Linked DNA regions of Mus musculus: all the other regions are linked to region 1. A link is a loop called in an ENCODE intact Hi-C map of the cell type or tissue named here. Cell type or tissue: left cerebral cortex. All regions are shown on one strand.

Evidence for each region. A loop is a pair of places that touch in the nucleus more often than their neighbours do. Peaks named below come from ENCODE experiments on the same cell type or tissue, not always from the same donor. Only the 100,000 strongest peaks of a DNase experiment are listed, where the experiment ranks them.
Region 2: it touches region 1 in a loop (2.4-fold over the local background); 3 of 42 quality-filtered maps call a loop at or near these places.
Region 3: a loop joins it to region 1, with 4 times the contacts of the local background. A loop is called at or near these places in 29 of 42 quality-filtered maps.
Region 4: a loop joins it to region 1, with 2.5 times the contacts of the local background. A loop is called at or near these places in 4 of 42 quality-filtered maps.
Region 5: it touches region 1 in a loop (2.8-fold over the local background); 9 of 42 quality-filtered maps call a loop at or near these places.
Region 6: a loop joins it to region 1, with 2.3 times the contacts of the local background. A loop is called at or near these places in 4 of 42 quality-filtered maps.
Region 7: a loop joins it to region 1, with 3 times the contacts of the local background. A loop is called at or near these places in 10 of 42 quality-filtered maps.

The regions. Positions count from the first base shown.
Region 1 is chr15:93,592,298-93,596,297 of GRCm38, reverse strand. It overlaps Prickle1 (prickle planar cell polarity protein 1), which reads left to right and starts at 396. Exons shown (of 8, transcript NM_001033217.5): 1 at 396-604. In left cerebral cortex, no CTCF peak of the experiment used is centred here; DNase peaks (open chromatin) are centred at 1,826, 2,170, 2,474, 3,530 and 3 more places; H3K4me3 peaks cover 4,000 bases; H3K27ac peaks cover 3,667 bases.
Region 2 is chr15:93,747,053-93,751,052 of GRCm38, reverse strand. No RefSeq gene overlaps it. Among named protein-coding and RNA genes, the nearest start is that of Gm41386, 36 kb to the right of the region's middle. In left cerebral cortex, no CTCF peak of the experiment used is centred here; a DNase peak (open chromatin) is centred at 2,269.
Region 3 is chr15:94,211,423-94,215,422 of GRCm38, reverse strand. No RefSeq gene overlaps it. Among named protein-coding and RNA genes, the nearest start is that of D630010B17Rik, 34 kb to the left of the region's middle. In left cerebral cortex, a CTCF peak has its summit at 1,803 (motif pointing right); DNase peaks (open chromatin) are centred at 791 and 1,803.
Region 4 is chr15:93,844,052-93,848,051 of GRCm38, reverse strand. No RefSeq gene overlaps it. Among named protein-coding and RNA genes, the nearest start is that of 9430014N10Rik, 81 kb to the left of the region's middle. In left cerebral cortex, no CTCF peak of the experiment used is centred here; DNase peaks (open chromatin) are centred at 1,059 and 2,003; H3K27ac peaks cover 2,311 bases.
Region 5 is chr15:93,829,722-93,833,721 of GRCm38, reverse strand. No RefSeq gene overlaps it. Among named protein-coding and RNA genes, the nearest start is that of 9430014N10Rik, 95 kb to the left of the region's middle. In left cerebral cortex, no CTCF peak of the experiment used is centred here; DNase peaks (open chromatin) are centred at 1,068 and 2,367; H3K27ac peaks cover 1,835 bases.
Region 6 is chr15:94,251,578-94,255,577 of GRCm38, reverse strand. It overlaps D630010B17Rik (RIKEN cDNA D630010B17 gene), which reads right to left. Exons shown (of 4, transcript NR_045629.1): 3 at 1,037-1,661; 4 at 1-267. Among named protein-coding and RNA genes, the nearest start is that of D630010B17Rik, 6.4 kb to the right of the region's middle. In left cerebral cortex, CTCF peaks have their summits at 165, 872 (motif pointing right) and 2,053; DNase peaks (open chromatin) are centred at 830, 2,053, 2,874, 3,244 and 2 more places; H3K4me3 peaks cover 207 bases; H3K27ac peaks cover 522 bases.
Region 7 is chr15:93,687,079-93,691,078 of GRCm38, reverse strand. The region is part of intron 1 of Gm41387 (a long non-coding RNA gene); the gene reads right to left. Among named protein-coding and RNA genes, the nearest start is that of Gm30339, 17 kb to the left of the region's middle. In left cerebral cortex, no CTCF peak of the experiment used is centred here; DNase peaks (open chromatin) are centred at 220, 825 and 1,503; H3K27ac peaks cover 1,164 bases.

The DNA of each region.
Region 1 (4,000 bases):
CAGAGTTTAATTAACTCGTGCCCTCTGTACACGCCCCCAAAGGAAAGGGAACCCTAATAGGGACCCCATCAAAGTGTTTGATCAGAGGAAATTGGGTTCGCCTTTTCCTCTCCTTCACCTTTCCTATCTGGCAATCAATCCATCTGGATTATTGGCTGAACCTGGGCAACAGCATTAAAAAGGGCACAGAATCGGAGGCGGGGCGGGGCGGAGACTGGCGGGCCTGCAGACCGCAGCCCGGCCGGTGCTGCCTCGCGGGAGGGATCGCGGCCCCGCACTGTGCGCGTGGGCGCGCAGAGCCGCCTGGATCCCCTGCGTCCGCGCTCCGGGATTTCGCTGGCGCCGGCGCGACGGCCGGGGGCGGGTGCTCTGCAGCGGCCGGGACTGGAGCGCGCACTCCGCCTGCAGCCGAGCAGCGGCCCGGGAGCCGCCACCACCTTGCAAGCCCCGCGCCGCCTGCGCTGACCTGGACCGCGCGGCCGCAGCGCTACGGGCCCGGCTGCGGACGCTCCCGGGGCTGCGCACGCGGGAGCGCGCCTGACGCGGAGGACCGCAGCTCTCAACGCCACCGCCGAGGACCGCGCGGCCGCCTCTCGCGCGTGGGGTGAGTGGCGAGGGGCGCCGCGGCTCGGGCCGCGTTGTCACGGCGCGGGGTGGGACGTCCGGCGGTTTGGGAGCGCGGGGACCGCACGAGAAGAGCTGCTGGGCTGTGGCTGCCTAGAGGCTGGGCACACGGCCCCCTCGTGCTGCGTGGCAGCCAGGTTCCCCCTGCGCCGAGGCCAGCTGCATGGCCCGGAGCCCGGCCACGCGAGATCGGGGAGGCGAGGGTGAGTGGCTGAGGATCGCCTGTCACCTACTGGCGTCGGCGGGGAGACTAGGCGCCTAGCGTGCCCGGGAAGGGCTGCCTGCCCTGGAGAGGCAGCCGCAGCCTGCCCTCGGTGGAGACCCCTGCTCTGCACGCAGCTCGCCCGTGGGAGAGGAGGGGAGCCGCGACGTCCTCCCTTCTGGCAGAAAAAGTTGAAGAAACTAGGTCTGTTAATAATTAGCAGGAGCGGGACTCGGGATGCAGCAGAAAGCTGTTGAGTTTTCATTGCCCTCTAAGAAAAACAAACGGCATCGCCAACGACTATTGGCAGGGCCGTGTTATTTTTGGGACTTTGGGAAAATTGTCCACAGATTGCGTTCGGGAGACTGAAGACGGGGGGTGTACCCGGGAGGTCGTGGGGACGGCTGGCACAGCTTTGAGTCCCAGCCCGCCCCTGTAGGACTCAGAGTCTTAAGCCTGACGCACTTGGTTCCTGGTTTTAAAACGTGTCAGAGGCAGAACTGCAGCCAGGATCAAGGAGAAGAACGCACCGCGAACCGGCCTAAAAGGAGCATGTGTAAAAATCGCTGGCGGAGCCCAAGTGCACTTGTGCTGTTTAAAAAAAAAAAAAAAAAAAAAAAAAAAAAAAAAAAAAAAAAAAAAAAAAAAGAATGTTGCATTTGTGGCTTTTAGGGTAGGTTTTATGAATGACAAATTATACTTGATGAAATTGTATCTCCTATCTGTCCCTGAACAGTTCTGTCTGCCGCCTGGTTTTAATCAGCGCTTTGGGAAGGCAGTGTCTGCGCTGATGTTATATAATTGACATGGTTCGCCATCAGATATTTTTAATGTACTTTCGGACGAAAGAAACTTCATCTGTCTCTTCAGACAGGCTCAAGGTGTAGACAGAGTGAGGGCTGCAAAGGTTTGCCCTCCTCTAGCTCCAGATGTGTGAGCTCAGCTGTTGCCTGTCACTTAGGTGACAACTGGCCTTTTTCTGACTAAGCCTTTGCTGTCGCCATTATCCTCAGTAAAGTATCAGTGTTCGGAGGCCTTCTATTACCAAGAGTGGGACCGGGCCCCTTGGGAGGTGTCAGCCGTGTTTGACCATCCCTAACAATATGTCTGTTTTTAGAATAGAAAGGGGGGGAGGACCAAAAAAAACCCTGACAGCAAGATAGATACACTTTTAGATTAAGACCAACCTAATCTAAAAATTCTGTTTTAATCAAGACAGCTCCGTAAGGATGACGCAATGTTTGTCAAGCCTTTCTCCCTAGAACAATATTTACTCCCACCAGGGGATTTAAAACTTAAACAACAGCCATTTATCTTGCTGTCTGGTAGAGCTGGGTTCATTTTGCCTCCAATGTGGTCCTAGCCTAGGTGGCTGGAACAAGAATCTATCACTGGAGCCAGCTGGAGCCGGAAGAAAGAAAAATATAACACCTGCTGGTACCAGAGAGCCCTAAATGCCATCAACCAGGGAGTCGGGATATTTTATAAGCGCGTCCAGAAATGTTTATACTAAAGATTTAAAGGTTAACACTGCAAGGGCTATACACAAAAGGCACTAGAAATAAATGGATGTGTTGCCCTCAGTTAAGAGATAGCATACTTACTGATAATTTGAAATAATAATTATGACTTGTGAATGAATTCTCATGTTTCTAAATAGGCCCTAGAAAGGAAGGGCAGTTGGGGGAGGGGAGGGGGTACGCAGAATGATGTCTAAAGATGGACAGGCTGATATGAGTGAATGAGTTTAGTAATTTAATTTTTTTTCATTCTTAATTTAGTTCTAGTTAGAGAGTTACCACGGAGTGAGCCTGTTGATTCATGGACTCTTTTGAAGAGAAAACTGCTATATGTCACTAAAGTGACAAATCAACCAGTTCTGCCCAATGAAGCTTAAAGGGTTGACTTTATTATTTTTTTTTTTATAACCAAAGACCATGGGTTCACTCTTGGCTGTAATGAGTCAGCTTGGGTTATGAAAGGAACACCTAATACAAGCTAGGAAGAAAAAAAAAAAAGTTTGCAGTTAACAGCTGGAATATGATTGAGTTGGCCCTAAAAAACGGAGTTAAATTTTACAGTTTCCTCAGGGAATTTCAAAAGTGAGCTGGGACGTAAATTTGTGAAATATTATGATTAGATAATCTCTTTTAAAGTCCACAGTAACTTGTCAGTAGCGCACAAAAAGGCTAAGTTCTGCAAAGTGATGACTTTGCTGTACCAGTGGGCTAACCTGGGCAAGTGCTGGTCACCATGGGTGAGCCCCGCCCCAGTGACATTCCTAAGGCTGGAGAAATAGAATGAAGACTCTTTAAAAATTATTTACCATCAAGTAACTCTTAGAACTCTTAGTAACTCCTACCCTACCCTGTATTTTTGAACTGTCTGTCTGATCAGGGTTATGTTTGCTGATCTTTTAATTACAGCATTCAATTCCCTGAACCAAGTCGTTTATAATGGACAAATCTTCCATTTTAAAGAAGTAGAATTCCAAAAAGCAAAATGGGGTTCTGGAGAGATGGCTCGGTTGGGAAAGTATTTGTTCTGCAAAGATGAAGGCCTCAGTTCAGATCCCCAGGACCCATGTACAAAACTGGGTGTGGTCACCTATGCTTATCAGCAACCAGGGTCGCAGGGCAGGAGGGACCAGAGCTTGCTCTCAGGCCAGCCAGCATAAACCATCAGCAAGTTCTAGCTCTGTGAGAGACTTTGTCTAAACAAGAATTAAATAAGGTGGGGAGACATGGAGGATAATGCTGGACATCAACTTCTGACCTCCGTGCAAAGACCTACACTCACACACACACACACAGTGTTTCTCATGTGAGCATAGAAATGTTTATGTCATCTGAGCAACATAGACTCCTCCCCCTCCCCCCAGGAAAACAGTTCTGTGTTTTCTCCATGTTATATATGTTCTTCATTCACCTCTTACCACTGTGAGAATATTAGAACTGTGTAAATCCAGGTATAAAATGTTCTACAATGACAAGGAATAAGGGATAGGAAGGAGGTGTTTCCCTGTGGTTATGCTAAGGGACCGTTAGTTTTCTCCTGGTTATTGGGTAGAGATGTGTAGAGTTGCATAGTGGTGCTTTTAGAAAGTGGGTATGGACAAATGATTGGGGGGAGAAAAGCAGAGTTATCTGGAGGTCAAGCCGTGCACTGCTAATA
Region 2 (4,000 bases), 150 kb before region 1:
TAAAAGCACTCAGAGGAGATTACAGATGGCATCGCTGCCCACTGTGGAACAGAAAATTATGTGGTGAGAGGATGTCAGGCATACAACCATTGCCTTGCACACCTTCAAATTATGCACCCTTGTGAGCCTTGAGCCAAAGAAATCAACAGAAAGAGAGTGCTCACTTTGCCTTGCACACCTTCAAAAAAAACAAAAAAACAAAAAACCTAGAAGTAGTCTTTCCACCTCAGAATGTATTCTATCTTTTCGTGTCTCACTTTAAATGTTTCCTCTTCCTGTTAAATTTACACCAAGATGAGCAGTGCCTCTTGAGAGCTGCATCCATTTTTTTCTAAATGAGACTCTGGTGTGTTAAAAAAAAAAAAACAAACAAACAAAAACAAAAGAAAACAAAAGCCCTGCATCTTTCTCTCTAACTGAAACTCACATGTCTTTTGACCAGCATCTTCCTAACCTGCTATTTCCAACCCACTGGTAGCCACCATTCCTATTTTTGGCTCCCATGAAATTGAATGTCTTCTATTCTACATATAAATCAAGTTACACAATATGTCTCTTTATGGACCTATCTTATTTCACTTAGCATCATTTAGCATAATACTCCCCAAGTTCTTTTGTTTAGTTGAAGTCCCACCTCATATCAAATAACAAACGAGAGAGAGAGAGAGAGAGAGAGAGAGAGAGAGAGAAGGAGAAAAGGAGAAGGAAAGAAGAAGAGGAGGAAGAGGAGGAAGAAGAAGAAGGAGAAGAAGAAGAAGGAGAAGAAGGAGAAGAAGAAGAAGAAGAAGAAGAAGAAGAAGAAGAAGAAGAAGAAGAAGAAGAAGAAGAAGAAGAAGAAGAAGAAGAAGAAGAAGAAGAAGAAGAAGAGGAGGAGGAGGAGGAGGAGGAGGAGGAGGAGGAGGAGGAGAAGGAAGAGGAAGAGGAAGAGGAAGAGGAAGAGGAAAACTAGATGAAGTGCTACAGAAAGAGAGCTTTCGGTAGGACAGGGTTCGGTAAAGGAAGAGAACTGAGAGAGAGAGAGAGAAAGAGAGAGAGACAGAGACAGAAAGAGAGACAGAGAACACATATCCATCAGTATATGTGAGATATATCTCAGAAAAGAAGAATCATGAGGATGCCTTACACAATGGAGGTCGAATAGTCCAACACTGGCTGTCTCCATGCTAGAGAGGCGAGAACCCTGTAGCTTCTCGGTCCATAAAGCTGGACGTCCCAACATGGTGCTGACTACTTGGAAGAATCCTGGATAGTCAGTGGTCTCCAGTCTACATTTTAAGTCAAAAAGATCCCGGATTCTGATGTCAGCAAACTTCGGCAGTAGCGGTGGTGGCTGCAACAGTGGCGCAGGATAGATACCTTCAAAAGCAAGAAGTAAAAACCAGTAGGCAAGTAAAGCTGCTCTTTTCTTGGGTCACTGTACCTAAGAGAGGGTCTTATCCCCTCACCACCTCCAAGGTGCCCTCACAGATCTGCTCAATGCTATGTCTTAGTCAATCCCAGATCCGTCAATCAGACCATCGTGATTAACCATCCATCATGGTTAGCTTTGACCATCAACTTGATACAACCAAGACTCCTCTGGGAAGAGTCTCCATGAGGGCCTATATATGTTGGTTTGGCCTAAGAGCATATTTGTGAGACATTGTCTTAATTAGGTTAACTGATATGAGAAGCCCTAGCTGACTGTGAGCAGTACCATTCCCTAGACAGGAACTGTGTAAGAGTAAGGAAATCAAGCTGGGTACAAGCAAGCAAGCAAGCAAGCAAGTAAACGAGCAAGCAAGCATGCATGCATGCATCTACTCATTTCTCTGTCTGCTCTTGTGACTCGATGTTTCAGGTCTTTGCTGCCTGACCTTTCCCAAAATAATGGACTGCAATCTAGAATTGTTAGTTAAAACAACTCCTTTCTCCTCGGAATTGCTTGTTCTCGGGGTGTATTGCCACAGTGACAGAATGAAGCTAGAATACCATCACAATGGCCTACCTGAAACTCGAAATACAGATGAGAGTTAGGAGTTTGGCTTTTTGTCGTTTTTTTTTTTAAAACCTCAAACTCTTCAACTTTATGTGTGCCCACACAAAGGTTCTTCCTATAATTTGCTAACCCTCCAGTCCAATGCCTTTCATTCTTTTGTATGACATGATAGGGATCCTTGCTTGTGACAATATAAAATCAGTATTCAATTTAAAAAATGGAAAAAGCAGAATGGCTGGGTGGAGGAATGAAGGGGTGAGAGAGTGAGTCATTCATCTGCAAGAGGTGGGATGCACTGAAGAACTTTTATGCAATCTTATCTCACCATATGTATTTTACTAAACCATTAAAGTGACTGGGAAGATGAAGCCCACAGAATTTAAACATCGTTTTAAACAAAGATAAAGCAATGTTGGTGATGAGGCATCCCGTCCAAGAATTAATGCACTCATAAAAAGAAGAAAATCATAGTTCCACAATTAAAATACATCACACTGTATCACATAATAGTACCATAAAACAAGTGTTAAATAACTCAGTCACCATAAAAAAAAAAAAGAAAGAAAGAAAGAAAGAAAGAAAGAAAAAAGTGCCCTACCTAAAATAAACTACTGGAGCCATGCAAGAGAATTTTTCCTTCAAATATATGCTTCCTTGTTTAAAATATCTGCTTATTTTCAAAGATATTAGTTTGACCCACATAGTTCAACATTCCAGACCTAAAACTTAGCTGTCGCCAATAGAAGCCATTGTTGCAGAATGTTGTGTCCCATGGTTTTGTAATAAGAAAATACTTAAAGCATTTCTAAAAACAGCAGCAGCAGCCATGGAGAAGTACATCACACAAAACACTAATATCAGAGTCTCTCAGTTGACAATTAAAAGGCAAAGCCTACCTCAGTGCAAGGTATAAGGCACTTGGAGTGCATGCATGTGTGCCTGCCTGTGTAGCTGAAAATGACTGTATTTCTTTTCTCATCTATGTGTAATCTTCATTATGACATGGCTGTGCTGCCCGCTGCTTTATTCATATAAGATGGCTGGAGCAACAAAAGACCTATATTATGACACTCTTTGAGACATAGGTAAAATTTTTTAAAGCTGAAACTATAATCTAAAAATATTAAGACAACCTTTTTTTTAAGGTATTAAATTGATATTGACTGTGGGAAAAAAACTGAAATAACAATTACAAATCAATGAAGAAGAAAAATAGAGTCTGAAGCATTACTTCAGACAGGTACAAACTTACAATGGTGATTTTACCACACACCATTTAATAAATTTCTTCCTACTAAAATGTAAAGATCCTGAAACCATAACTAGTTTTATCCACTTGCCTGTGAATTTTATAATTTCAATTTTCTTAACAGCAGAATAATATTCCATTATGTCTACGTACCACATTTCCATATCCAATCATCCGTTGATTATCATCTAGACTGTTCCCAATTTTGGGGGGAAAGATGAAACTTAAAAAGAGTTTCGATTTGCAAATTCCCTGATGGCTAAGGATGTTGAACATTGATTCAAGTGTTTCTTGGCCATCTGTATTTTGTCTTTTCATAATTCTGTTTACTTTTACTCCCCTTTTTAAAAAATGAGCTCTTTATTTTATTACTGTTCAGTTTGGGGTTTGCTTTTGCTTTGAGTTCTTTATATAATTTAGATACAAAGCCTCTATCAGATGCATAATTGGTCTTTTTTTTTTAATGCCACTCTGTAGGCTGCCAGTTCACTCTAATGACGCTGTCCTTGGCTGTGTAGGTGGTTTTTAACTTCACAAGGTCCGGCTTACTCGTTATCGATCTTCATACTTGTGCTCTCAGTGCCCTGTTCAGAGAGTGTCCTTTCCTATACCACTGCATTCAAGCCCATTTGCCTGCTCTCTCTTCTATCATCTTCAGGACATCTGCTCTTACATGGTGGCCTTTGATCTGTTTGGAGTGGAATTTTGTACAAGGTGATAAATGGATATCTATTTTCATTCTTCTACCTATAGATTTCCAACTTGACCGCTAC
Region 3 (4,000 bases), 620 kb before region 1:
CTGGCACCTAGGATCATCAGGTCTTAGTAAGTACTGGCAGAATGGATAGATACCTTGATGATAAGTCAACCTACTTAAGACGCTGTTTTACGCCTCATCACTCTATAGGTAAGTGCCCTTTCCTATAAGAAACGCATGTGTGAGCCAGGCAGTGGTGGTGCACGCCTTTAATCCCAGCACTTGGGAGGTGGAGGCAGTCGGATTTCTGAGTTTGAGGCCAGCCTGGTCTACAGAGTGATATCCAGGACAGCCAGGGCTACACAAAGAAACCCTTTGGAGAAAAAAATATGCAAATAGATAAATAATAAAACAACCACTAAAAAAGATAGCTAAGGATGATGCTGTTTGGAACATACACACACATACACACACATACACACGCACACAGAGAGAGAGAGAGAATGAGAGAGGGGGAACAACTCATGAAGCAACATTGTTGAAGATCAGAGCTTTGAAGAGCAGATATGAGTTTGGGAGGTGAGAACAGTTAGGACAGGACAAGCCTACCACTCAATTCCTTGATCTGTGTTCAAACTCAACTTCCAGCCAGTAAATCTGGATATGTGATCTAGGTGATGCTCACTACTCTGGGTAAAGGGAAGATGACAATAGCTTCTGTCACACAGGAGAGCTGTGGGATTCACAATAGCCATAGGGAGACCCCCGTGGTAGTGAGTGATCCAGTTCTTACGCAGCTACACAGAGCTTCAGAGTGATCCGTTATTCAGATGGTGGCAGCAGCGGCGGCAGCAGCGGCAGCATATCTCAGAAGGAAATGAGCACCAGATGTTCTGTGCACACGTGACCTTAGACTCTGCAAACAGCTACAGCCACCTATGGAGAAGCTCACTATGTCCTGTGTGGGCGACTCTGATCCTCAGAGGTTACTTCTGTCTTGGGATAGATCTCAAACCATGGGGAGTGGTTGTAGGACTAAGATTTGTCAGTGAGCAGCGCTTGACAGGAGCATAAAACACTGCTAGAGTGTGGGGTGTATGTGTCAGGGGGAGCTGAGCAAGGAGTAATCTTAGATTTAAAAACTTGTGCTGTCTTTCCCCCAAATCCCTCTAATAAATACAACTTCCCTTCATGCTTTAAGGAAACATCTTTCATAGAAGGTGAAGGATTTATTGGTATAACTGCCTCATCTGAGATTCCAGGAAACATGAACACAGTGTGGTTGCTTTTTCACTTTAAACTTCTGGGAAAGCCAATCAAAACCACAGCATAGTATCCCTTGTGCCTCTCTTGGAACGTGGCAGGGACTCTGGTCTCCACTAGTACATTCTGTCTGACCTGACCAGGAAATCTCTACACCAGGTTGGTCTTTCCTAGCTAACACAAAGACCTAGATACATTTTGTTTGTTTCAATGGCTTCCCAAGGGAGATGGGGCAACAAAAACTCCCTTCAGCAGGTGTGGCACAGTTTGTGCAATCCTGTATTGACAACAACAATAGCTACCAACATCATATTTCCGTTGCTTTTATTTCAGTGATTTTAAAAGTGAAAAGTCAACATGTTATTATTTATAGATACATATCAGAGGGATTGCTATCTCCCTAACAGTGCAAATATTTCAGTGACTTTGAAAATGAAACGCATTCTAACTCCTAGGTCTATTCAGACTCAGTGTATCTACCTCTTGAGACTCAGCCCTCCTTGCATTGTGGTTTTCTTGCAATAAATCTCCCTTTTCTTATTAAAATCTAAGGTGTATTTATTATTAGAGATGCCTCTATCAGTTCCTTGTCACTAAAGAGGACCTTTCCTTTTCAGCTGTATTACTCTGTGGTGGACAAGAGAGGGCACTCTTGTATTTCATGTGAAATCGAGAACATGATTTTTTTTTCCCCAACTGTTTAAGGATTGACTAGAGAGAAGTGAGGTTTTTAAATGGGCTGGAAAAAAAAATGTAAAACATAAAACATCGACACAAATGTATCGCTTTTACAAATAAGTCAAACATAAGAGAATTTTTGGAAGATTACCCTATAAATCGCTTTAAAGAGATTTTGACAAACAAATGCAAATAAGAAGAGACATAAAAATCCTTTTCTACTAAGCTTGACTTAATTCAATCTGAAATAAGTAACCATTAGAAATAATGCAGTTTAAGAACGATGAGAAAGGCTTTCTTACATTCCAAATTTCACAGAAGCTAGGGTTTTTACTTGAAAAGAGTGCTCTCCCCTGATCTACAATGGAATCAAAATCATCCAATTTAAAGTAGAAAACAATGGAATGATATCTCCCCAGCTCCAAGGAGGAGGATTTTTATCATTCTAAAACACAGCCTGGCTGCCCCTGATTATATCCCTTTGGGTTGAGTTGTGCGGGAACTGATGCTAGAACCCATAAAACAGAGCCATCAGAACCTACCAAGTATTTATTCTGTTGGCCCTTTGCTCCCAGGACCACTGGATCCCGTAATCCTCCAGAGGATCCTAAGCTTTGCAGTTGAATGGATTCGTATGGATTATTTTCTCCAGCAGCTGCTGCTAATAGTCAAACCCCAGGGAAAGATCCAGAAAGAGCTCCGTAGTGGACCTCAGAGGGAGCCGTGTCTGGGAACAGCACCCTTATCAAAGACCAAAATGTCAGTCATTCAAAATAAGTACTTATTTATCTAAAATTCTAAATGCTATTAGCACTCTGTTGAGGGTAAGACTCATAACAGACTAAATCAACAGTGACATATATGTTAATACGTCTATTATTTTTATTCTTAAAGAATTCAAGTTTTTAAGTTATGGTAATAAGGAGTCAGGAGTAAAAATTACTTTGTTCTGCATTAAATTCGACTTCTATTGGCTTACCATGAACTGTTTCAGTGACTAAAATGTGTTATGTGGCATTTTCTATCTCCTGATTAAAAATTATTGCTAAATTTTGTTCTTTAAGACTTATGTTCTTAAGAGGAAAAGTATTCTCTAGGGCTGGAGAGATGGCTCAGAGTTGATAGTACCCAGTACTCTTACAGAGGGCCTGGGTTTGGATCTCAACACACACATAGTGGCTCACAGCCATCTGTAAACTCAGTTCCAGGGGGATCTGGCACACATGCACGTAAAATGAAAATATATATATATATATTCAACTACTCTATGCAAAATTATTCATTATTGTTTTGAATATATGTAACACAAAAGTGTTCTCATATTGTTCAATTGTCAGCCTCCCTTTACACTGACAGTTTATTTTGATTGTCAACTTGATGGGCTCTAGAGTTATCGTGGAAACATATCTCAGCATTTCTATGGTAAGTGATGTAGATTGCCTCAGCTAAAATGGAAAACCTAGTGTGAATGGTATTATTATATAGGCTGGGGTTCCAGGTTGAATAAAAAAGAAAAAGCAAGCTGAATGCAAACATTCATCACTGTTGGCTTTGTAACTGTGAATTCAATGTGACCAAACCAGCCACTTCCTGTTTTTCCTGCCATGCTTGCATTGCCTGTATGGACTGCCTCCCTCTGAAACTGTAAGAAAAATAAGGTTTTGGGTTTTGTTTGTGTCTGTTTTTTAATCGGGTTTATCTATCTATCTATCTATCTATCTATCTATCTATCTATCTATCTATCTTTGTCACAGCTTTGAGTAAGTAACTAATATAGAAGATTTAATACCAGAAGTGGGGTTATTGATGTGAGACCTTTATTTAGTGGTTGTAGACCCATGAAATGGGTCTTCAGGAGGTATATAGAAGATCTTTGAATTTTGCTCTGGAAAAGCCTTCAAATGCTGTGAGGAGACACTGCTGGGGTATTCTAATAGGAGTTCAGAAGACAAGAAGGCTGAGAGAAATATAGACATTGGAAGCGTATCTCATGAAATTTCAAAGGGGAGATGAGGACTCTTTTTGGAGCTGGTACAAAGACCGCTCAAGTTATATTCTGGCTAAGAATCTGGCTGCATTTTCTCATGTTATGAGAACCTGAGTGAAGCTGAACCTGGAAGTAATGGACTAGTATTTCTTCTTGAAGAAAATTCAAAGTAGG
Region 4 (4,000 bases), 250 kb before region 1:
GAAGAAAACTGTCTCCCATGTGATTAGGAGGAGGGTCTCAAAGCCCAACCCCACAGTGACACACTTCCTCCAACAAGGCCACACCTACTCCAACAAGACCACACCTCCTAATAGTGTCACTCCCTAGGCCATAAATATTCAAACCACTACAAGGTATTTCTGTGAAAAATGTCAGCCAGGCATGGTGGTACACGTCTTTAATCCCAGCACTCAGGAGGCAGAGGCAGGTGGATTTCTGAGTTTGAGGCCAGCCTGGTCTACAGAGTGAGTTCCAGGACAGCCAGGGCTACACAGAGAAACCCTGTCTCAAAAAACCAAACCAAACAAACAAAAAAAGTCACCGAAGTGGATTAGCTGAAAGGAGGAGACCCACACTGAATGTGGGAAACGTCATCCCTCAGGCTATGAACCCGAAAAAATGAAGGGCAAAAAGAAGAAGCAGGTGTCTTCATCTTTTCTGCTCCCTGGCCTCTGATGTGATGGGCTCTACCATACCTTCTCTCATCGGATGATTGATAAACTCTAAAACCTTGGGAGAGAAGATGATACATGGGGAGAATAGAACAGAGAAAAGCAAGGACCAAAGAGATAAAGTAAGGGTATTGATGACATTAGTTCCTAGTCACTGTGACAGAACACTTGGCAAACAATTCACTGAGGAAGGAGGATACAGTTTTGTCCAAGGTTTCTCTGGGTGTCTTGGGTTTCTTCCAGTCATGGCAGCCTTGGGATAGCCTGACCTATTCCATGGCAGCCAGTTTCCTCCAAAGCTAGCATTCCCAAAGACAGGAAGTGGAAGTCTCTGAGACTTGAGTTGGTCATATTCTATTGATAGAATAGTCCCAGGGCCTTGCCTGACGAAAAGGAAGCAGGTACAGATGCAAACCCCATCTCTCAATAAAGAAGCAAAGCAAAGACACCTTTCGTATCTCACAGATGTGTGGGGCATCACCAGCAGAGATGTAGAAAGACAGTCCTAGAACACAGACTGTGGAGATGGCTCCTGGAGATGCACTCAGACTTTCTTTCTCCCAGCTTAGAGTGTAAGGCTCGTAGGCAGGAGGAGGGAGGGCTGGAACTACTTCCTTCCTTTGCTGAAAATGCAAAGTCATTTGTGTAGACCAGAGAGACATCATTTCCTTACAGAAAAGGAAACTGGGACTCTAATTTAACACTTCTCAGCCTGGAGATGCTTTATCTAGGTAGGGATGAGGAAGTCTTGTGGTCAGTAGTCGAAAGGGAGAGTGCTTTGTGACCATTCTTTCTCATTCTTCTGTGTTTACAGACATCCTCTGTAGGTTCTTTATAGTCCCCTCCGCCATACTGGTGAGGGTGTTTGTTCACTGTTGGTATTGTTTACTGTTGACACTGCATACATTTTCTCACCTGAGTTCCCATCAAACTTCGAGCAGCTAAGGTTAAGCAGGCGTCTTCCTACACCCCGCTGCCAGCACACGCCCTTCCCGCTCTGCACCAATAGTTTTTGTTATTGCAAAGTGTGACAACTTCTATGTATAAGTTATATCCTCAAAGGACTTCTCATGTTGAAGCGTCATAAAATAAAGGCAAACACCACAATGTACAAGCAGCAAAGACTACAGTGGTCCAGGAGATGAGCCTAAGATATCAGTTGGCTTTTAGGCGATCACATGATCCTGGGTGATCTCATGAAGGCTATGCAAACACACACACACACACACACACAGAGAGAGAGAGAGAGAGAGTAGTTAGGATACAAATTTAGAAGAGAAAAATATTCTTTAAGCAACTTTTTAAAGACAGGCATATGTTCTAGGGGCGTGACATATGTTGACCATATAAATGAGACAACTAAATCTAAATCTAAGTGTTTCCTTTCTTTCCTGCTTGCCTTAACTGATCTTGCAGCAGAACTGAATCAGCGACCACTGTTGCCTGTCTTAACTCCTCCTACCCAATGTTCCATCATTTTAACCATCATAGCTAATGAGACTTGGACTCTGCTTGGCACTCTCTGCCAGTAAAACGCACCCCTTTCCTGCTCAACCCACCCTCAGGTTTTCCTTAGTGTGAGATCATCCAGAGTGTATCATGGAGAAAGTTATCAGAAGCAGAGGGAGGGACAAGAGCCAGGCTGCCAGCCCCGCTGAGCCGCCCTCACCTCGTCCCACACACTCTCTCTGACTTCACTATTTTGCTGCCGATTCATCTGTCATCTGCTCCTCAGCACCCTCATAAATAACACCAAAGTAAGCTCAATCAGAATTGCTAGCTCACACAGAGGGAACGGCCCGAAGAACAGCCCCATAAATGTGGGACTCCGGAGAGCGAGAACTGAGACCCAAACATTTAAAAATGTCTCTCTCCCAGGTCACAGAGCCAGAGCTCCTGATGCCAACGTGACAAGTTCCAAAGAGAAAGAAGGCTACAGTCCTTTTTCTTTCTAAAGACTTATTTTTCAATTTTTAATCGTGCGTGTATGTGTATGTCTACATGTAGGTATGTGCACATGAGTGTGGGTGTCCCAGAGGCCAGAAGAGCTCATTAGATCCCTGGGAGCTGGATGGTTTTGAACCACCCAGCATGGGTATTGGCAGCCTCACTTGGGGCCTCTACAAGAACAGCTTGTACTCTTCATAGCGGAACTGTGCATCCCTCTCGCCCCTGCCCTCTTAACAAAATGAAAAAATAAATCACAGGAATGCTACTTTAAATAAAGGACTCATCCCACCTCCTTGACTACAAATGGCCTGAGAATATCACAGATTTCTCCAAATTCAAAACAAGGGACCTCCAAGTGGGGATTTTAAATCAAGTCAAGGAAAAGAGGGAGAAGTGCCCAATCATTAGACGAGGAACATGTTGTGTTTTCCAGGGTCTTTCTGACCTACAAGGAATGTTGACCAACTGTTTTGTACATGAAAGTAAATGCTTACTGAAAATTCACTCTAAGAATAAGAAATTTTGTGTGTTTTCCTTCTAGGGTCAAATCCATGCCTTCCATAAATAGGTAATAACAATGCAGATTAAAATGTGTTAAAATTGAAGGATAATGAAACTTTAATGATAAAAATATGGCTTTATTAACATCCAAGCGACAACACTGAACTGCTAAAAAATAGACAGTTCCTCTTTAACCATCAGAGAGGAAACTGGCTTGCAGAATGCCAATTATACAATTAGGAAAACTATAATAATGTTTGCCTGTTTTTGCTTTAATAACTGTGTTATTATTGAAACAAAATAGTACTTATGTTATCCTCACATTGAAGCCAATAAAAATTATAAGGCAGCTGATTTTGTTTAAAATGTCTATTTATTACAGATTTCTTTCTAGATTTAACCACCACAAAAATGATTTTATGGCTATAAATATGGATGACCAGATAATTTAATACCACATTATCTTAGCCAAATCAAATCATAACATATTTGACTTTTATCTTCCACACAGTAATTTCTCTTTAGCTGTTTTTTTTTTTTATTCCCCCAAGCTTTCTTGATATATTCTGACTGGCTGGTTGTCTGGCTTTTGGTCAGTAACCACAATCATACAATGCACAGTGACACTGCAGAATGCATGGGGTCAAAAGCCCTGCAGTTAAGCATAAGACATGTGTGGAGTTAAGGAGTAAGACCAATACAATGAACCGAGGCACAATTGGTTGTGGAAAGCTGATGACGAGCGCATGGCTTGGGTCGAAGTGTAAAACATAAAAAAAGAAAAGAAAAGAAGTTTCTTTACCAGGGTCTGTGATTGAATTAGACTAGGCTAGCCCTACACTGTGGAGCTCACAGGAAAGAGCAAGCTAGCAAGAAAGTCTATTATGCCAGATTATCCTTTCTTCCATCCACCTGGTCTATGATGAGTCCCTAAGAAACAGAGAGCTGACTATAGCAAAGGGTAGAAGGAATCAGGAGGCAGGGCGCTCACTCATGTGGCTCTTCCATGGCCAGTGTCCAGCCCAGTTCAGGGGTGCTGTGTTTCAGTGGCTTGTGGGAGCAATCATAATCTCCATAA
Region 5 (4,000 bases), 240 kb before region 1:
ACTGGTTATCATAAACAACAAGCCTTAAAAGAAAGAACAGAACGTCAAACCGAGTACTGCTCTGGCGGCCTGTAATTGGTATGTATGTTCCTTAGAGTCTTGGTTGTGCCCACAGGAATCAAAACATCAACCCCTCAACCAGTGTGTAGGCACCCAACACGACCTGTATGCTTGTTTCTCCCCACCGAATTCCTGCTTGATAGTGCTCCACACAGGCCCGTCCATCAAGGAACTCAAGTTGGATGAGAAACACAAGAGTCATAAGCAAACAGACATCCAGAGTGACAAGCCTGGAGCTGGTGCAGAGAACACTTCTAGCCAAGTGCCTGCCTCTTGACAGCTGCTCACAGAGACCTAGTGTTTCTCTCTCCCCAATGTCTCAACCTATTTTCCTTCTCTCACTTAAGGTCTACTATGATCTTCAGGCCCACAGAGAAGCCCCCCTGCCAGGTCTCCCCAACATTTTGGACTACTCCTTCAGTTTTCCATTCTCTATCCCCAGCCCCACTGGCCTGCCAAAACTTCCTAGTACTTCCAGTTAGGCATCCTTGATGCTGACCTCCCACCCTGATGGCTGGCTGTGACCCAATTCCATCAATCTGTCTTCCAGAGCCCAGCCATCCACAGGAGACCTGTCCCAGTCTTTCATTTAACCAAAAGATATATGCCTGTGTCATATAAAGGTTTCCGTTTTTAGGAAGCCAGTATGCATGCAGGTAATCACACTGGGTGACAGGCAGAGCATTGATGTTAAAGATTTATAGCAGTGTCAGACAGGGAAATAACGAATGATGCAGCTTTTCCAAAACCAGGAAGTAGGTTGGTTCGTACAGCTACCCCCTTTTAATTCTACCTCAGCTTCCTAGTTTCTGGGTTGGCTCAAACAATGTCCAAACCGGCGGCTGCAGCACCAGCAGCTTGCAAGTAGGAATGTCAGTACAGATCTATTTCTGAGGCGAGCTCAGCAACAGGCGGAGTTGGAAGTGTGAGAAACACAACTGAGGCTCATGGCTGCACATGAGGGGGGAGGGGAAGAAACACGGGGCTCCTCCAGAGGCACCAGTGCCCTCCTCCTCCCAACCACAGCTTATTACAAACGAGTCTCTATTCCAGCTCCTAACATGACACGCCAAGCTGCAAAAGAGGCAAATCATTGTGGGACTTGACCGTGTTTGCTTTTAGTAGCCAGTACCGTCCGTGCCAAACTTCCCGTCTTCTCGCCAAGTACAGAATTACAACACAGAGGAAACTGTCTTTGCTGGGTGATGGACTTGCAGAGTCTCTACCAGTGATCTAGATTGCACTGTTCACTGAAAAGCTCAATATGGAAGAGACAGGAGAGCTGATGTTACTCTGAGGGTTACACACTCCTCAATATGTACCAGGCACCATGGAGGAAGATTTAGGCAGTTGTTTTTTCTAAACTAAACCACCCAAAAGACTCTCCACCAATAGCTAGGACCTTGCATCAGTTGGTAAGGCTTCAATGACCAACTTACTGAGTTAGCATTTATAATGCTAGGGAGTCTGTTTTGTGGATGTGGGTTCTTCATCCTGCCTGACCAATGCATGACAACCGATCCTGTCCAGGACAAGGCTAGAGAAACTCCATCTGCTCCCTCTCGCCATCACTGTTGACTTTGGCTAGTCTTTAAGATGGCAAAAACAAGAGCCCCTTCTACCCCGCAGTAGAATCTGAGATACGTGAAGGAAACTGGCCATTCCTCCCAACAATGAGCAAAGAGGTCATGGTGAGACTTAGCTTTGAGACTCAGCACAGAGACAGCCAATTCTCCCTTTCCTTGAGGTCTGCTCTGGGGTGTTTGTCTGCGATAGCCTTTTGAGATGCTTTGCAGCATGTGACTTTTAATTTCCCTTTCTTTTCAAATTATAGTGTTGGTTTACCTTTTCTTATGATAATGATCATTTCCAACTTCCTTTTCTTACTAATATATGTTAGCAACATTCACTGTAAACTATTTTTAGGATCATAACTTATTTGTTTTCATTGGCCATCATTCTTTATTGATTCCTAACTACCTCATCCTCTTCTTCTTCTTCTTCTCCTCCTCCTCCTCCTTCTTCTGTTCCTACTCCTTCTCTTTTTTCTTCCTCTCCCTTCTTTCTCTCCTCTGTCTTTCTCTCCTACATCTCTCTCTGTATGTATGTGTGTATGAGACAGACAGGCAGACAGACAGACAGAGAATATGTACATGTGTAAGTGCACCCCTATATGCTCATGTGCAGAAATAAGAGTCAGGTATTGGATGTCCTGCTTTGTCACTCTTCAAGTGATTCCTTTGAGACTAGGACTCTCACTGAACTTGAAGCTAGGCATGCAGCCAGCAATTCCTGTGATCCTTCTGTCTCTGCCCACCCAAAGCACTGAGATTCCGAGCTTGAGCACAAGTCTAGCATTCTATATGAGTGCTGAGTCCCAAACCCACGCTTACATGGCAAGCGTTCTTACCCACTGATCTCCCTATCTGCTAAGACAACCTGGAGGGGGACAAGGAGAAGGCCTACCTGCACCTGACAAAATTTTCAGCATGAAAGGGAGGTGATATCTAAAGGCCTACAGATTTAGAAGATTTTCAGGTTGACAAAAGACATGAATTTTTAAATTTAAGATTGAGACCAAGAAGAGATGGTCATCAAATAAAAGATATAAATTCTCTGATTTAATAACCACATCACGGGACACACATGAATCCAGCTTTCTACTTCCATACATGACAATTACATTCCAAAGACCAATGAGATACACACACACACACACACACACACACACACACACACACACACACACACAATCTTAATAGCAACCAGAGAGAAAAGACTGGCTATCCAAAAAAGAAACAGTTGTTAAATGTTTGGTCTGCTTCTTACCAAAAATAATCAAAGCCAGATGATAACAGCAAAAGGCCTTTATAATGCTAAGAGCAAAGAGGGATTCTAACTATCCCAAATAACGAGGGCATAACTAAGGTAAATCCACACAAGGGTCAGGCACCATCACAATGTAACTTCTAACCCTGAAGAAACAAACAAACAAACAAACAAACAAACAAAATTACTAGACTCTGCAGAACAATGGTGAGAAAGACCACCATTGGCTACTCAGCAGCCAACTGACAACCAGACTGTCCATCAGAGAGGATGAAGAGAGTCTATACTCCACCCAATCTCCTCACTGCAGCCTGTTCCCTCAGTTACATCAGTTTTCCTCCCATTGGTCAACATGATTGAATGTAGGAAGATGTTGTTCTTGTCTAGAGAGTAGACAGAAAAGCTAGAAGTGAGTCTGGACAAGGTCGAAAGACAATGTCCAGTACCACCAACATCACTGATGCCTGCACAAACATAGCTGCCCTTCAAATAGTAGGTCAACATAAAGACTTTCCCAATGCTTGGGAGATCTTACAACATCAGACAGCTGACAGACCGTCTGAAAAGGCATATGTTTTACTTTTTTTTTTTTTTAAATAAACCCAAGGGTAAATGATCCATTCCCAGAAATTGTCAAGAGCAAAAGTCTTTTGAACTGTAGGAAACACCCAGAGACCGAAGAACAGTGTTAGTCACAATGAGTAATGAGGCATGGGGTAAAAGCAGAACTCAGGGTGGGATACAGGAGGCTGTAATGAATGAAATAATAGTGTCTGCCCTGGTCAGAGGAAGGATGGAGATATGGATTAGTTTCTACTTAACCCTTACTCTTAAAATCTATAATAGTAATCACAAAATTAACAGAATGCCTTAGCTAGGATCTTACTGCTATGAACAGACACCATGACCAAGGCAACTCTTACAAGGACAACAGTTCACTGGGGCTGGCTTACAGGTTCAGAGGTTAGTCCACTATCATCAAGGCAGGAACATGGCACCATCCAGGCAGGCATGGTGGAGGAGGAACTGAGAGTTCTACATCTTCATCCTGAAACCTGCTAGCAGGATACTGGCTTCTAGGCAGCTAGGATGAGGGTCTTATAGCTCCCAC
Region 6 (4,000 bases), 660 kb before region 1:
AAAATTATTTCAGACAGCACATTTTTTTGTCTGATACAAGATAAGTAAGGAAACGGACAGTTTTGCTCCAGCTCAAACAACCCAAAGAGAAGAGAGTATGGGGTCCGTTGGCATTCTGAATACTGGACAGCAGAGGCTGCTGTTGAAGCAACCCAAAGAGAAGAGAGTATGGGGTCTGTTGGCGTTCTGAATACTGGACAGCAGAGGCTGCTGTTGCATCTTGTACAGTGTTCTTCTGTAGAAAGCTTGCCAGGGCTGTGACCTCCACTGAAGGCAAGAAAGAAAGATGAAAGTAAGTGACTAGGGTGTGGACTTCCTGCCCAGAAAGCTCCAGGTATTACAAACAGATGAAAGCTTTGCTGCTAAAGTGTCACCAGCACAAAGGTGGCATAAAGGACAGGGAACTGTAGCTGAGGCTCACCCACACAGTTATCTCCTCTAAGGTGTGGTTAAGTTGTCCTAAGAGTCCCCTGTTGCCGGATTTCTGAAGATTGTCATTGAGCTAAGATGCTTTGACATGGGGTATGAGTTAGGAGACCTTTGCTTTCTGACATCCTAACAAGACCAAATGCTTGTACAAAAGTCTGTGGCATTCTCCCTGTTGGCACAGGTCCCAGATCTCTCCCACTTGTGCATGGAGATGTGTCATGGAATTTGCTCACAAAAAAAGGAAAGAAAAGAAATCATGATTACAGACATTCAAACAGGGCTGGGAGGAAGGCTCTTGATGGGTGGGGGTGGGGGGGCTGTTGTATGGTCATAGAAAGCAAGAGCTGGCAATGGTGACTGTGGCAAATTACCAGTCCCATTCTCCAGCTAGCTGAGGGAAGCCAAACAAGTGTCAGCATTGGACCTCAGTCCCTTTGTATCCCAGCAGGGGGCTCACAGATGGCAAGCCCTCAACTCGAGTTGGCTGGTGCTCACAAACCATTTCCACTGTCTCATTTAACTTCCGCAACAACACGACAGTGTGCAAGGGGATATCTTTATCCCCGCTTTAGTAATAAAGAAGATATACACAGGAGTTTAATTGTACCTGCATGTTAAGGCCTGCCGCATAAACAGCACAAGGATTTCCTCCAGCTCTGTCTGCAGCCAACAGCCATGATCTTCTGTAGTCTGCATTGGACTTCTGGAAGGTTCTCTACGAGCATCGTGAGTGCCGCACTTTCTAATGATACACAGCTGCCAATGCAGCTAACCGCCTGCACCCAGAGGTTTGCTTTTCAAACCTATGTGCAGGTGGCCCTGGGGCCAACGCCATCTCCTGAGAGCTCATTAGAAATAAGCGTCACAGCCTCAGAGCCACTGGACCAGAAGTTATGTGTAAACAGGATGCTGGGAAGACTGGTTTGTTTCTTACAGTACACAGAGTGCTTGGAGAAGAAGGGCCGCAACCATTCCTTGTAATTGGCCAGAGAGCAAATGTGCTGGGCCTTGAATTCTGCCGTGACTTCCTTTGCATTTTAAAACCGTGAGAAGTACAGCTTCATACCGTTCTCCTGTCCTTCGATGTGGAGAGGCAGATGGTTATCTGTGGCGAGCCAAAGCCCCACTCGAGACTCGTCCTTACTGATTTTCCTTAGACGGACTTCGGACTCTTCAAGGTTCTCGACTTTTGCTTAATGATAAGATGGTCTAGGACAATGGCTCTGTGGAAGCTGAGATCAAGCCAAATAGAGAAGCAAGGATCACTGCTTTACAGTGAGTAAATTCTGAAGGGCACCACGAATACCTCCCCACAGCTTCCTTTGAGTATCCGTGAGAGTAGTGTGAGTCTCCGTAGAGAGTAGCAGGTGCCACCCTCATTCCTGCACAGTCACCTTCCAGGGGACTCTGATTTCCTAGCCTGTCACAGAAGGACCAGGTTTGTTTTTTTGTTTTTTTATTTTTGTTTTTGTTTTTGTTTTTCTAATCAGTACAGGAGAAAGCAGACTTGGCACAAGGGAAGATGTTTAAAGAGGCGGAGAGAAGTTGCAAGAGCTCTCAAAAGGATGTCCTTCTATGTTGGCAACAGAATCAATTCCATCAGCGCGCAAATTGGATGGATGTCTCCACTAGAGGTCGTGGTTGTCTCTGTATCAAGACCAAACTACTACCATCAGAGGGTTGGTTCTCACACATTCGGGTCTCAAGATCTCTTTAAATTCTTTAAAAAAAAAACGTGAACACGAATCAGAGCTTTTGTTTAGCAGAATTACATCTATGGATATATAATGATGGTAAATAAGAAATGACAACTTCAAAAGATGTTTATCAAAGTTGACAAACCATTATGAGAGATTATAAATATTTTTATGAGAAAATAACTGTTTTCCATAGCAGAAGCATAGATACTGAGATGGAGGACAAATGTTTATGTCTTTACGAATCGTTTTAACATCTGGCTTAACAAAAGACGCTTGGAGTGCCATGTCACATCTGCTCAGCGTTCAGCTAGTCAGAAAACCCCACTGCAAAGTCTCCAGATGATAAGCAAGCATTTGCTTCTGTCTTAGTGTTATTATGAGATGACCCAAAGGTCACGGGCTCCTTGGAGGATCACATGGTGGCTCACGGTGGTCCTTGGACCACATCTTGGAATTTACCACTTAAGGCAAAGAGAAAACTAGATTTCATAGTCTGCGGAATACAGTTCAAAACTCAGACCTTCATACCATGTCTCCAGCCACCTTCCCTGACATTTCTCTACTATCTGAGGCGTGGGATTCTGTCGGCTTTCTGTTAGGCCACACCCTAAGACCAGGATATAGAAATGGAGGAAGGGGAGAGGGAAAGGGAGAAGGGTACGGAGGGGAGAGGAAACCAAGGGTCCAGAGTACCTTTGGAAGCACACCTTCAGTCATAGCCACGCAAGACCCTCAACCAGCCCTTGCCTCTAGTGTTCCACTTCCCAGTAGCACTAAGCTGGGAATGAGCGTGTTCCAGAGAGCGTAGGATCCAAACTACAGCGACAGCTCTGCCGCTCTTCCCTAATCTTTGTATTTCCCCGTTCTTAGGTCTCTACATTTTCATTTTGGGTCTTTTTCAATTTTAGGTCTTTTTTTTTTTTTTTTAACCAGATCACCGTCTGTCAAGTGTTCTATATCCATACTGAGTCAAACACAGGATTTTTAATCAGAAACTTTGAAATTTGAGCGTTCTGTTACCAGAATACTCTGTCTTCCCAGAAATCTGTTTCAGACTTTGGTCCCGTGTCTTGTGTATAATGACATGTTTAAGCTGATGTCTACAATGTCATTTCTATTTACTAAGGAGAAATCTATATCTCAGTCTCACTACATACAGGCGTCTGCCTTTTCCAAATGCAACCACTAACACTATTTCAGTAAAGGGATAAAATAGATGTGCGGATTTCTAATTCTGGTGCTGTTATCCTATTATCTATTTATTGGCTTTGATCAGAGCTGGGTTGGCCTCAAACTCACCGCATAGAGGAAGATACCTTGAGCTCCTGTTTCTCTCCCCACAGGGATTATTGGTCTGAGCTGCCTCCCCTGCTTACAAATACATTGTAAATGGGACTTCTTAGATGATAATAATTTCTTTTAAAGTGTCAGGATTTTTTTTTTAAACACCAGAGAGATTGAAGCTCAATATAGATGAATTCCCGGTGCTTGTGTGAAATCAGAGATAATGAATTTTAAAGCATTTCTTAATTCTCAAGACTCTTATTCCAAATATCGAGTCTCTAAATCTATACTGTCTGGTCATAGAGCTGAACTTGATTTAGATCCAGGGCCACTGAATATCAAAGATTTCTATGCTTTCAGAGAAAGTTAGAAGGGCTAGCGGAACTGAACGAACTCTTTGACACAGACCCCTGGAAGTAAGTATGGAGAAAGAGCCGAAGCACTTCATATGTTAGTAAATAAATGTGGAACATAGAAAATTTGATTCTGAAAGTTTGCAATTGAGGATGTTGTGACTGGAATAAAATCAAGATGGAAGATGGGAAATGGGACATTCGTTCTTGGCAGCCAACCCTTAGTTGCTATCC
Region 7 (4,000 bases), 95 kb before region 1:
TAGGACAGCCTTCAAAAGACATTAAGTACATTTTTTTTTAAAGGAAGTAAGTGATGCTGATATTGAGAGTTTTCCTGGTCAATGTGAGACGCTGGCAAGCTTCCACTCTCTGTTCTGCACGATGCTGAATCGATGAGCTCATGTGTTTGGGGTGGGGTTTAACTCTCCCTTCTGTCCCGGGAAGGCTTCTTCCATTCACAGGGCTAGATCTAAAACTGAGACAGCCCATGAGTATGGGCAGCAATACTGAAGAATGTATGAGGGGAAAGTAGGTGGTACTGAACAGGCCCTGTGAGGTAGATGCTGGCTGCATCTGGCTTGAGGGAACAATAGGTCAAAACAGATCAGTTAGACGTCTTCATATAGTTTTCTATCACCCTCCCCCCAGTGTGTGTGTGTGTGTGTGTGTGTGTGTGTGTGTGTGTGTGTGTGTGTCCTCCTTGGATGCCCTAAAGCAATGGGAGAAGCAAATAAACTGAGTGTGACCTAACCAACAAGACGAGCCTGGCTGCTGACGCAAAGGTGACCGAAACCCAGGCAGAGAGCTTCAAGGTAAAGGAAAACAGGATGAAAATGGACCCATGGACTCTTCTAGATTCCAGACAGGATGTTTCAAAATCAGAGGGAAAGAGCCCATGAAAGACAGAAACTATAAAAAGAAACCATCTCAAGAATCGCTAAAAATTACAGTCTCTGCTTAAAAAAAAAAAAAAAAAACACTACGGAGAGATCTGGGTGAGAAGAAGAAGGAAGGCGTGGGTTAGGAGCTGTGATTGCACAGCCTGCTTGCTGATGGGGATCCAATTTTAGAATCCGAATGTGAACGCTGCCGCAGACTCTGACTCTCCTTGCCTGGGAGCTTGCCTCTGCCACCCACATCTGCACCCTATGCAAGGCCAAGGGCTGTGACCTACAGAGCTCTTACTCTGTGTCAAGGCAGGATCCTAGATCCTTTCAACACAGCCTTTACTCTTCACCGTGACTCAGCCAACAAAGTGTCGCTGCCTCGTCTAGTGTTAGCAGCTGAGGCTCAGAAAGATTAAATAAATAAATCGTGAAGCTAATAACAGGCAGGCAGGGCTGGGATGGACTCCAATGAGTTCGAGTTGTGATGCCAATCCGGGATGGAGGTATAATGGGAAAATAAGAATATAGTATGACATCAGCAGAAGTATGACATCAGCAGAAGTATGACATCAATGGAGGCATGACATCAGCGGAGATATGACGTCAGCAGAGGTATGACATCAGCAGAGGTATGATATCACCCAGAAGACAGCAACAAGGATGAAAGTAGATAGTGTATTTGAATTCTGTATCTCTTTCCTACATGTCTAGTCTACATTGTACAGATGTACAATACATTATCTACAGAACACATTATCTCACCTAATCCTCACCACCCTACACAGTAGGAACTCATGTCTTTTGATACAGGCAGAGAGCTTTGAGCCAGCGCTCTTCTAAAATGAGCTACTACACTTTAGAAAACATAGTAGTGCTGGCCAATTGCTCCTCACTCCACAAAGAAGCACTAACCACTTCCTGGGAGCTCCGCACTTGGGACATGCGGGAGCGAAAATCAGTGATGCAGACAAGTGAACATCCCTGCTCTCACAGAACTTAAACTCTCCTGGCATGAGGAGATAGAAACAAACAATCCTGTGAGTTAGATGTGGTGATAAGTAATCCTGGGGAAAGAAAGGAGACGGAGAAGACAAGTATAGAGCAAGATGGGCTGCTATGGAAGGCTTCCTGGACACGTGTGGATGCGGACTTTAATGAAGTACCCGCGTGAGCATTTGCAGCCTAGGAACAGCAAGTGCAATGGTCCTGGGGCAGCCCAACGTGAGGTAAGGTAGTAGAAGAGGAAGCCAGAGAGTAACCTGGGGCAGAAATAAAAACAATTGATTACTCAGTCACTGGACTTTGGATGTGAGCCACCTTAGAGCCTTGGTGGGGTGGGGATGTGGGAGCTGACTTAAAAACGAAGACTTTGACTACAGATGGCATGTTCAAGAGGTATTCTGAGGAAGGAAGCCAAAAAAAGCAGTAACTGAAGAAGGAGAAGGGTCTTTGGAGACTGTGTTGAGAAGAAAAAAATGGTAACTAGGTTCAAATAGGAATAATCCAGTAGTTTAGCATCGTTGGCTGATAGGGGACGTGCCTCCACAATGTCCATGAAGTGGCATGCCTGAGTCATGACTGTAGTCGCCAAAGGCCCAGCACGTGGACCAGGCACATATGGGCAGCACCGCACTTCTCAGATTATGGTCATTTCCTCCAGGAAGTGCAAAGGTTCAGCCCAGACTACTTATGAGAGTGAAGGTAAGCATTTAGCGAAGGAAAAAAGGAGACAATCGTCCCCCAGGAAGATCAAAAGGCGCACGCAGTTAAGAGGGGAGGAGAGGGGAAAGACAAAACTGGACCCAGTGGGCATCAGTGGTTGTGGATTCCAGCTGAGAACAAGAGTGGTCCAGAGGCCACCCTTAGGCATGCTCAGTCAACAGCAGAGCAATGGGCAGGGAGAAGAGAAGAGCAAGGGAAGACATACACAGACTAGACTTAATGATGATTCTAACAGTGAGAGAGATAGTGAGAGGTACAATGGACAGAGACCATGGGGAGGCTGGCAGAGAGCAGGTACTATGAGAGACCGGCATAATCTCGCCTCTAGTTTGAGCTGGATAGAGGAAAACCAGTGATCCTTTGAGAGGGCTGGGGGTGGGCAGAAAGAAGTAAGTCTTCCTGAGGTCAAGGAAGGAAGAGGAGATTGACTGAAGAGAATGTTCCAGTTGTCCTTAAATTCAAAAAGGCCAGGGAAATACTTTGAAAGAAGGCACCAGGGAATTAGAGTCTGCCCATAAAGTTGGCCTCATCCTGATCTTCATTTGGTGAATGGTGTGAGGGAGGTAGCCCTGCTGAACCCAGGGCAGCAGACACAACTCCCCAGTATTAAGGTCAGGCTGCCATTAATAGGACCCTGTGGAATTCTACCTGACTCTCTTGGCCATGGATGGAGGCCTTCTCCGTGCCAGTGGAGGAGGGTGGTCCCTCTCCTTTGAAATCTAACATAAAACTAATAGGCCCCCAAGAGAGCTTACTTCAAGGATAGAGGTAATCTCTACCTTGTCCAATGGAGGATCTACTAGCACACGTCTGACCCCAACCACAACCGGCACATTTTTTGATCATTTTCTTATCACTAATATGAGACTTCTTATTTATCCACCCAAGAAAATCATTTTCAACTGGGAGATCATAGAATGAATCAAACAGAACGGGTTAAAATCCCAAGGGAGCAAACACTTCTCCTTAAATAACTGAGGTCTACATTTCCCAGAAAAAAAATGACTGGAGGTAATAATTAGAAAGGGGCTTGTGGTATCATGGACCTTCGGGATGTTCTAGAAGATATAGCAGAGTGGTATCTGTACCTCCTGAAGAAACTATTCCATAGCACTGGCTCCCTATGAAACATCAAAGGAACCTATCTGTGGACCACTTTTCCACTACTTTGTAAATACTCTGTGATATGGAGAGGACACTGACTCCCCGACAGAAAACATCTACCCCCCCCCCCCAAACAGTGGCCAAGGGACCCTCACAGAAGGTAAACTGCAGTTGTGGGAAGATGTGTGTTTGGTTTGGACCAGGACAAGGGATTGAGGTGTGTATTTTTCATATCAAAGCAGGCATGGCTTCCAAGTTCTCCCAGCATCCCTCAGTCTCTATCTGGCATACCCTGCCCCCAACTTTGAACTTCCCAGCCCTGGGGTTGGGCTGTCCTTTCCCCAAAGGCTCTTCCCTATATAACCCAGACACTGGTCTCCCTCTTTTTCTTCTTTTCTTTGTCTGCACATGTGCCCTTTCTCCTTTCTCTCTTTCTTCCCCTCACCACCCCCCCATCTCCCTCCCCATGGCAAATTCCTTGGCCTCCTTCCTTGTGGCCAGCAAACTCACCCACTGGAGAGCAACTTCCCAATAAACCTATCTTTAA